Regions from separate parts of the Homo sapiens genome. Here region 2 is linked to region 1. Evidence: chromatin loops called from intact Hi-C (ENCODE). Cell type or tissue: GM12878. All regions are shown on one strand.

Evidence for each region. A loop is a pair of places that touch in the nucleus more often than their neighbours do. Peaks named below come from ENCODE experiments on the same cell type or tissue, not always from the same donor. Only the 100,000 strongest peaks of a DNase experiment are listed, where the experiment ranks them.
Region 2: it touches region 1 in a loop (2.6-fold over the local background); 1 of 110 quality-filtered maps calls a loop at or near these places.

The regions. Positions count from the first base shown.
Region 1 is chr10:17,852,522-17,857,521 of GRCh38, forward strand. It overlaps MRC1 (mannose receptor C-type 1), which reads left to right. Exons shown (of 30, transcript NM_002438.4): 8 at 446-603; 9 at 3,721-3,831. Among named protein-coding and RNA genes, the nearest start is that of MIR511, 9.9 kb to the left of the region's middle. In GM12878, no CTCF peak of the experiment used is centred here; a DNase peak (open chromatin) is centred at 2,000.
Region 2 is chr10:17,981,379-17,986,378 of GRCh38, forward strand. It overlaps SLC39A12 (solute carrier family 39 member 12), which reads left to right. Exons shown (of 13, transcript NM_001145195.2): 6 at 1-105. Among named protein-coding and RNA genes, the nearest start is that of SLC39A12-AS1, 27 kb to the right of the region's middle. RefSeq lists an enhancer at 1-979. In GM12878, no CTCF peak of the experiment used is centred here; a DNase peak (open chromatin) is centred at 2,933.

The DNA.
Region 1 (5,000 bases):
GAAAACATTCATCAATTTAATCATAGTCAAACAGATGTATATAAATAGGCTACCATCAATAACATGAGTGCAGTTGGCATGGTAAATTATTTGCAACAATAAAAGCAGCTTCATAAGATAGAGCATAGTAATAGACCTACCTCAATTTTGTTTTTGTAACTGCCAGGAGATACAATCTACAATATTTCCACTAAAGAATACAGTCATATTCACAATGTAAAGGGTACACTACACAGCCTAAAACTAACAAGGTAAAATGTAGTTGGCATCTAAGTCGACAGCATGTAGGTCAGATGAGCACTCATGAGGACTATCTTTCATGATGGTGATCATATCAAGGGAGGTAGAGCCCTGTTGATAAAGCAGAGTGCCTTCCGTTCCTTTTACCCCCCGACCTTTGGAAAGCAACCCTTGTATATACCACTGTGTGTTTCTTCCTGTTTAGAGCCAAATGACGAATTGTGGATCGGCTTAAATGACATTAAGATTCAAATGTACTTTGAGTGGAGTGATGGGACCCCTGTAACGTTTACCAAATGGCTTCGTGGAGAACCAAGCCATGAAAACAACAGACAGGAGGATTGTGTGGTGATGAAAGGCAAGGTAAGGCCACTTGAATGACTGATATTTATAATGAAAGTCACGGGGGATTTTTCCTTCTGTCCCAGTCAGTTACATATGTTTGTTTAGATTGTTTTTATTCTACATAAATTGGCATGGATCAAAGGTGAACCAAAATTCAGATTTGATTTCTTGAATCCCTCTCAACTGTCTAGCAAAGTCAAATTTTCAAGAGGATCACTGAAGCAATGGACAGAAACTTTTGGGTCAAGGATGAAATTCGCCTGTAATGAATACTCATATTGTTTCTATGGCACTATATATGTACATGGCCATATATATAGTGCCATATTATAATGGTGTATATATATATCCACCAAAGCTCTCATCTGACCAATTAAGCCATATATATGATTATGCATGTATATATAAAAAGTTATTATAAGCCATATATATGATTACAAGAGATGTAAAAAGAGATATATATGTATGTGTGTGTGTGTGTGTGTGTGTGTGTGTATATATATATATATGTAAAAAGAGATTGTAGCCCCGTATATATGTGAGAGATATATATACACCAAGTAGATGCAGATCTACTTACAGCTACGGTGGATTAGGTCTGGAAGCTGTACTTGGGGAGCTACATTCATTTTTTTCAGTTTACATGGAGCTGTCATATGAAATGATTGCTTTTATGATTGAAATATGACCTCAGTGATTGAAAAATGTTATCAAATTTATCTTTTATTAATAGATGGTAAACACAGTGATTAAGAGGCTGAGTTTTGCTGTGTGACTGACTCCTTTATTTGCAAAATGGGAATAAGAGCTGTACTTAGCTCACCTGTGGATATGAGGTTTTTTTTTTTGTTGTTGTTGTTGTTTGTTTGTTTGTTTTTTAAGACAGAGTCTTGCTCTGTCACCCAGGCTGCAGTGCAGTGGTGCAATCTCAGCTCATTGCAGTCTTGACCTCCTGGGTTCAGGCCTCCCAAATAGCTGTGACTAAAGGTGCGTGCCACCACGCCTGGCTAATTTTTTGTATTTTTGGTACAGATGGAGTTTTGCCATGTTGCCCAAGCTAGTCTTGAACTCCTAAGCTCAAGCGATCTGCCTGCCTCAGCCTCCCAAAGTGTTGAGGTTACAGGCGTGAGCCACTGTGCCAGGCCCAGGATATGAGTATTAAATAATGCATGTGTGGTACACAGTTCCCAGCCCATATTTATTGTTCAATAATTTTTGTCATTGTGGTTGTTTATTTTTGTCACTGTGGCTGTTATTTTTGTCATTGTGGTTGTTTTTATTGTGATGGATTGAAAGTTTAAGAACATATTAGGTGTTAACTATCCAAAGAGTAGACAGAAGAAACCAGAAAGCAGCATGCTTGGAGGAGGTGAAAGGTCAGTGTGGTTGAAATCATGAAGTCAGAGCCGGAAGGGTGGGTAGGAACTGAGGTTCAAGAAACATGAGTTGTCTCGGAGGGGTAAAACCAAAGTGGCAATTTATAAATGTTACTCTGGCTAAAGGCTTACGTGTCAGATTGCACTGGGCTGAGACCAACTAGGATATGAGGAGTTAAAGACAGACAATACAGAAAACATTTTATTTATTTATTTATTTATTGAGACAGAGTTTTGCTCTTGCTGCCCAGGCTGGAGTGCAATGGCACAATCTTGGCTCAATGCAACCTCTGCCTCGAGAGTTCAAGCGATTCTCCTGCCTCAGCCTCCCGAGTAGCTGAGATTACAAGCGTGCACCACCACATCCAGCTAACTTTTTTGTATTATTAGTAGAGACAGGGTTTCACCATGTTGGCCCGGCTAGTCTTGAACTCCTGACCTCAGGTGATCCACCCGCCTTGGCCTCCCAAAGTGCTGGGATTATAGGCGTGAGCCGCCGCGCTTGGCCCAGAAAACATTTTTTTCAAGATGTTTAGCAGCGAAGGGAAGGAAAGGAGAGGTCCTTTTAACATGAAATCTCAAAGGAAAAGAGAGGGGATAGAATCTGAAATAAAGTGGAAGGTTGAGCCTCAGATCCAGGGGAGCACTCATCAGTAGAAATAGGAAGAAGGCAGAAAAGATGACTGTGGTTTCATGATGCTTTCAAGTTGGTGTGTTGGGTGCAGGAGATTTTTCTGGATGGCGTATATGAACTTGATTAATTTGAAGACAGAGCTGACTGCAGGGATTGATGAAGACGCTGCATGCGGCCGGGCCCAGTGGCTCACGCCTGTGATCCCAGCACTTTGGGAGGCCGAGGCAGGCGGATCATGAGGTCGGGAGATCGAGACCATCCTGGCTAACACGGTGAAACCCCGTCTCTACTAAAAATATAAAAAATTAGCAGGGCGTGGTGGCAGGCGCCTGTAGTCCCAGCTACTCAGGAGGCTGAGGCAGGAAAATGGTGTGAACCTGGGAGGTGGAGCTTGCAGTGAGCCAAGATCAGAGCCACTGCACTCCAGCCTGGGCAACAGAGCGAGACTCCGTCTCAAAAAAAAAAAAAAAAAAAAAAAAAAGAGGCTGCATGCAAACCTCTTGCGAGCACCGTCATCCAAGGACTTACAGACATTTTTAATTTCTCCCTGGATTCCTCTAAACAATGGCTTGGACATCTCAGATATAAAATCATATTGCGGCTCCAATCACTTTTTACATGTTTGTAGCTAGAGTCAAAATTACTGTTTACATATGAACATGTCAATTACCTTTCCTTTCAGTAGATGCCGTTTTCTCTCAATAACCTTGGATCTTAATTTTCCTCCTCTGAGGCACAGTTACAAGAAAATAACATCAAAGTCCAAAATTGGCCGGGCGCAGTGGCTCATGCCTGTAATCCCAGCACTTTGGGAGGCCAAGGTGGGTGGATCGCCTGAGGTCAGGAGTTCAAGACCAGCCTGGCCAACATGGTGAAACCCCATCTCTACTAAAAATACAAAAAATTAGCAGAGCTTGGTGGTGGGTTCCTGTAATCCTAGCTACTAGGGGGGCTGAGGCAGGAGAATCACTTGAACCTGGGAGGCAGAGGTTGCCATGAGCCAAGATCGCGCCACTGCACTCCAGCCTGGGGGACAGAGTGAGACACTGTCTCAAAAAAAAAAAAAAAAAAAAGGTCCCCAAACTGATAATCCTTTATTTTTTTCTCTCTCTCTGCTCCCTGCAGGATGGGTACTGGGCAGATCGGGGCTGTGAGTGGCCTCTTGGCTACATCTGCAAGATGAAATCACGAAGCCAAGGTCCAGAAATAGTGGAAGTCGAAAAAGGCTGCAGGAAAGTGAGTGCACCATGCCCACAGTGACTTAAGCTGAGCACGTATGAGTTGATACCGTTGGCTTTATTTTTATGTGTGAAAGTGCCTTGTTATTGCAGTAGCCAAGGGTTTCTGCTGTCTCAGTCTTCAATAGTTTATTGTTAGTGTTGATCTCACTGTTCTCCTTAAAGTTTTCTTGGGGAATTCTCTATAGTTAATACAGAGGTACACAAGGCCGGTAGCTCCTTTCAGAATGTCATGGGAATTGGAAGAGAGAGAACAGGAACTAAAAATGGCACATCAGAGGGAATCTGGCTAAGTTGAGGGCAGGCCACGGGAGAAGGTGTCATCCACCTTCTATAGTAGAAGGTGACAGTCTACTATAGTCTGTCATCCTATGGGTTGTTAAGAACATTTGCAGTAGATACCCCCAAGTTGCTGATAGCAAATGATCCTTAGTCATTTTTTTCCCATTTATAATCTTTCTGATGAGGCATCTCCTGGAGAGGATTCTTCTCAGTAGGTCACCGCAGTCGGGAGGTAGGAAATCCAGCCTCCAACTGGTACCCACGGTAACTCAGTGGTCCCTGTGAAATAGTTTTTTAAAGCACACAGAAGCTATGAAAACACAGGGTTTATGGTTATCATTTTCCTGTTTGATTGCTACATCTTCTTTTCTACTTTCTCATTTTCTTTGAATAAAAATGAAGTAGAAACTATTTTTTTCCCTAAGAGTATTATGTTGTGGTCACATAATCTTATAACACGTACCAGAAAGCTGATAATTTGGTACTATAAAAATAAACCATAAAGAAATAGAGCAGATAATGGAAAATCATAGCATGGAAGAGTCACAAAGGACCTGGGTGATTTCACAGTTCCTCTTCTAAGTTTTGAATTCTGGAAACTTCAGTTCAGAGAAGCAACGTAGCTTTCTGATAGAAACAGAGGCAAGGGTAGAACCCAGGTCTCCTGTCCCTAAACAACTATCCTTTGTTTCAGTTCCAGCATACGTTCATATTCTTTGCCTGATCATATGTTTACACAAGCTTGTATATTACTGTCATTTTCTAAAATAACAAACCTTACATTTTTATTGCTTTTAATCAATCTGTTTTATTTTTTTCTATTTTCCTACACATCTAAAATCTTGATAATAATCCTGTTTAATCATTAGGATGATAATAAAAATA
Region 2 (5,000 bases), 130 kb after region 1:
AGGACTTTAAGCAAATGAGTCCAGGGATCATCCAGCAGCTCCTCAGCTGCTCCTGCCACTTACCCAAGGACCAACAAGCAAAGCTGCCACCTACCACTCTGGAGAGTAAGTTCTGGATCTTCCTTCAGAAAGCTGATGTGCACAATGTATGCAATAATAATAGTAAATGCAGGATACTTACTATATACCAGGCTCTGTTGTAAACATTTTACATTTATCAGCTCATTTAATCCTCCTAACAATGCTACAAGGTAGATATTATTATTCCCATTTTACAGATGAGGAAACTGAGGCACAGAGAGATTAAGTGACTTTCCCAAGGACACACAGCTGGGAAGTGATGGAGTTGCCATTCAAACCCAGGCAAGCTGGCCCTGGAGTCCTTGTTTCTAACCACGATACATACTACTCTTCAATGAATATTTTATATTTGTATATGGTTTATATGAATTAATTATGTCTTCTATAGTTGACTCAATCATGGATCAACATAAAAGGCCATAGCTGAGAGGTGACATGGTAAAAGAGAAGGCAATAGCATTGGAATGTGGAATGCAGAGCTGAGTCATGCTTTTTTTCCTCAGAGACTTTGTGATCTTTAGCAATTTCTCCCCAAGACTGTTTCTTTTCCAGCCCAGTGGAAAGCAGTGATATCCTATAGGGCTGCCTTTCTCACATCATGGCATGTATAAAAAATGAAAACACATTACAGTAAACCAAAGCTCACTGGGCTGCTGTGGGATGAAGGTGACCCATGCTGGGAGCTACCAGCCTCCCAGATGTAGCTGTCAGCCCCAGGAAGGGAAGGGATCAATATTTACAGTTACCTGTATCCCACTGAGTCATTGCAATAGATGAGATCTCTCCAAGGGCTTCACTGTGAAGCCCTTGAACTGTAAGGTTCAAATGGGATAATGTGGACAAAAATATCTTCAGTAAATTTAAAGCTCTGTATATTTAAAAGACAAAACAAATGGTTGAGAACATCCATGTTATCTAGTAAAAAATATGACAATTAGCTTACCATTGATCTGAGAGCCTTAGATGTATTATTTTCTCAGAGCTGTGTTTCTTTCTCTTTGAGAGAGCCTGCAATAGCAATCATAGCTGAGTTGTTCAGCCACCCACCTCTAACTCACAGTGGATTCTGTAACATCAAGTGGCCTAATTGAAAATGTTATGTGAACAAAAACACGCCAGGCCTAAATATCTAAGATTCTACATTCACTAAGAGAAAAAGAGCTTCATTAATAGTGAGCAGCCAAATAACTCAGCACTTGGTGGTCATTCAGTGAGGCTCAGAAAATGGATGAAGACAGCACTGTGGCACCTAGGAGCATCCCTGGGCAGTTTACATTCCTACCACCTGGCTTGGGGCCGGAATGTACAGGCCGCTCGGAAAAGGGTTTTGAAATTAAGGCCTCGGAAAAAAATTGTGTCTCCTCTCGAATGAACTTCTAGACACTTCTGGGGAATAGTCTTCCTGGGAAACCTCCCAACATGTCACACTCACTAAAGAATCTAGAAAGGGGCCAGGCGCGGTGGCTCACGTCTGTAATCCCAGCACTTCGGGAGGCCGAGGCGGGTGGATCACGAGGTCAGGAGATCAAGACCATCCTGGCTAACGCAGTGAAACCCCGTCTCTACTAAAAATTAAAAATTAAAAAAAAAAATAGCCGGGCATGCTGGTGGGCGGCTGTAGTCCCAGCTACTTGGGAGACGGAGCTTGCAGTGAGCCGAGGTCAGCACCACTGCACTCCAGCCTGGGCGACAAAGCGAGACTCCATCTCAAAAAAAAAAAAAAAAAAAAAAAAAAAAAGACTCTAGAAAGGCCAGGTGCAGTGTCTCACACCTGTAGTCCTAGTACTTTGGGAGGGCAAGGCAGGAGGATTACTTGAGCCCGAGAGTTTGAGACTAGCCTGAGCAACATAGGGAGACCCCATCTCTACAAAAACGAAAATTAGCCAGGCATGGTGGCACGTACCTGTGGTCTCAGATACTTGGGGGGCTGAGGTGGGAGGATCATTGGAGCCCAGCAGTTCAAGGCTGTAGTGAGCTATGACAATGCCATTGCACTCCAGTTGGGTGACAGAGAGAGACCCTGTCTTAAAAACAAGAACCTAGGCCGGGCACAGTGGCTTATGCCTGTAATCCCAGCACTTTGGGAGGCCAAGGTGGGCAGCTCACGAGGTCAGGAGTTCGAGACCAGCCTGGCCAACATGGTAAAACCCCGTCTCTACTAAAAATACAAAAATTAGCTGAGTATGCTGGCGGGTGCCTATAATCCCAGCTACTCGGGAGGCTGAGGCAGGAGAATCATTTGAACCCGGGAGGTGGAGGTTGCAGTGAGCCAAGATTGCACCATTGCACTCCAGCCTGGGCGACAGGGAGAGACTCCATCTCAAAAAACAAAACAAAACAAAACCTAGAAAAACATCACTGTCCTCAATCGAAAATGTTGCATTATGTGAATAGGGAAAAGCTTTAATTTCAAAAGTTCTTTGGAAATTATAGAAATATATGATATTATATTGAAGGGAGGAAGACTCGGGGAGACATTATTAAGAAAATACCATTCAGTATGCTGAAACTCAACCGCTAAGCACCATCTTCGATTAAGTTTCCAGGAAAGAGTATTATGGCCATGTACAAATTAAGTTTCAGACCTATTCAGAGTAGCTGCTCAGAAGTGGCTAAGAATTTAGTGGCTAGGTCAAGCTCTGTTGTAATAATGGGAAACTTTAGAACCTGTCTGCAAGTTGCCTGATGCCAATCAAGACTTCATGGCACTTATGCAGGGACCTGCAGTAAATTAGCAGAGTCCTGTGACCACAGGTCAGATATTTTATGGTTTTGAGGCTGTCGTTCCTACATGAAAGCAAGTGAAATATGACTCATAGAGAATCTAAAAAGATTTGCTAACCTCTGAAGTTATGAAACATTCATTGTCTGCATGGGTAGAAGCCCACAGAGTTGGGGTGTAGCAAAATAACTAAAGAAGTTTCAACTTTGCCTTTTGCCTGGGAAATGTTGTACCCTGATTTGTCATTGTGCTTTCTTGGCCTTTTGTGGTCTTTTGCAGTTACCACTTCTAAAATGGGACAGCTGTAAATTTTATTAAACATCCAGGTGCTCATGTTACTATTCAAATATCTTTAATTTATGTAATAAATGAAAAGAATGGCATTCCCATATAGAGTCTGTGTGGGAAAGAATGGGATATGAAACTTAGTTGAAGATTTTCAGGGAAGTTTCTATAACATGAGTATTTTTGTTACATTAGAATGATAAAAGACACGACGATGTAGGTGTCTGAACAATACACATGAAATACAGTTCGCCATCTTAACCATTTGTATTTGCACAATTCAGTATATTCACATTGTTGTGCAATAGATAATAGAACTTTTTCATCTTGCAAAACTAAAACTCTATACCCATAGAAGAACAACTCTTCATTTCACCTTGCTTGTAAACCATTTTATAGGGATTCCATAGCAATGAAAATGTGGTAGTGGGGGTACGGGAACAGATGCTTAAAAGTTTTTTGCCTCTTCTGAGTATACTGCCAACTCTATTTTAATATTAAACCCCTGGGTAATTTAGAACTTACGTTTCAGTAAAGTCCTCTTAATATCACAAGCCTATTTTTCTGTTACCAGTTATATTATTAAAATGATCTAGTCTGGGCATGGTGGCTCATGCCTGTAATTTCAGCTCTTTGGGAGGCCAAGGTGGTGGATCATTTGAGGTCAGGAGTTCGAGACCAGCCTGGCCAACATGATGGAACCCCGTCTCTACTAAAAATACAAAAATTAGCCAGACATGGTGGTGGGCACCTGTAGTCCCAGCTACGCAGGAGGCTGAAGCAGGAGAATCACTTGAGCCCGGGAGGTGGAGGTTGCAGCAAGCTGAGATTGTGCCACAGCACTCCAGCCTGGGTGAAAGAGCAAGACTGTCTCAAAAATAAAAATAAAATAAAATGATCTAATTTAAAGAATGAACCTTTTAGAAAAATGCAAGTATGATGAGAATGAAATATTTTCTGTTTTAAGAAACTTTAAGAGGATAGTTTTTTTTTTTCAAAAAAATTGCAATGAGCTTTAGGTATTTTGACACCAGGATTGTTTGATTTAACTTATTGTATATCCATAGTCACTGAAGAAAGTGGTAGTTTAATTTCATAATTAGCTTTCCTCATTGTTTACTAACTAGTTTGCCATCACTTGTTAGTAATTTCTAAATAGGTAGAGAAATAAGCATTTGCTTTGAGTATCTACAAGCAGATGAAAATGATGCCATAGATAACTCCTTATCTCTATGTTGTCTGTACTTGATTCTGAAAGTCATTTCCTCCCTCTCTTTTAATCTTATCTCTTCCCTTTTCTCCTTTATTTCTTCTCCCTTCATATATATATATTTTTTCTTTCAAATAAACTTACAAATTATACTTTATAAATATTTTTTTAAAAGGAAGCCTAGAAACATGAAATTCTAAGGATTATAAAAGTCATTGCAATCATCCAAAATGTAGATTGTTCAGATTTTTATTATCGACTGTTACACATTCATTGATCAGTTTTCACCAATAACAACACTCATTTTAGTCACTGAAAATAATATCACCCTGGACATTGCAAATAATTCAGACAGCTTTTGGAAGGAAGTTCTTCCAAAACGTGTACTCATTTTGTACACAAACATAGGTCTACAATACTGCCAAACCTTATGCTTCCTATGTAACAGCTAGTCTTTTCGCCTTTGAGAAGCTTAAGATATGATTAAAGGGAAATTATTGCTAGTGTCTGTCTGTGGATGTTGTAGTTTCAAGTGAGAGAAATTTATTTCTTTGAGGGTTGGAGGTGAGCTCAGTCCTTGCTTGCTGCAATAATTTTTAGTAAGGGGTAGTCAGAGTAACTTCAAAACAACACGGTTATTTGAAGAAAGTCTTGTCTTAGTCCTTGCTGTAACAAAATACCACAAACGGATGGCTTATGTAA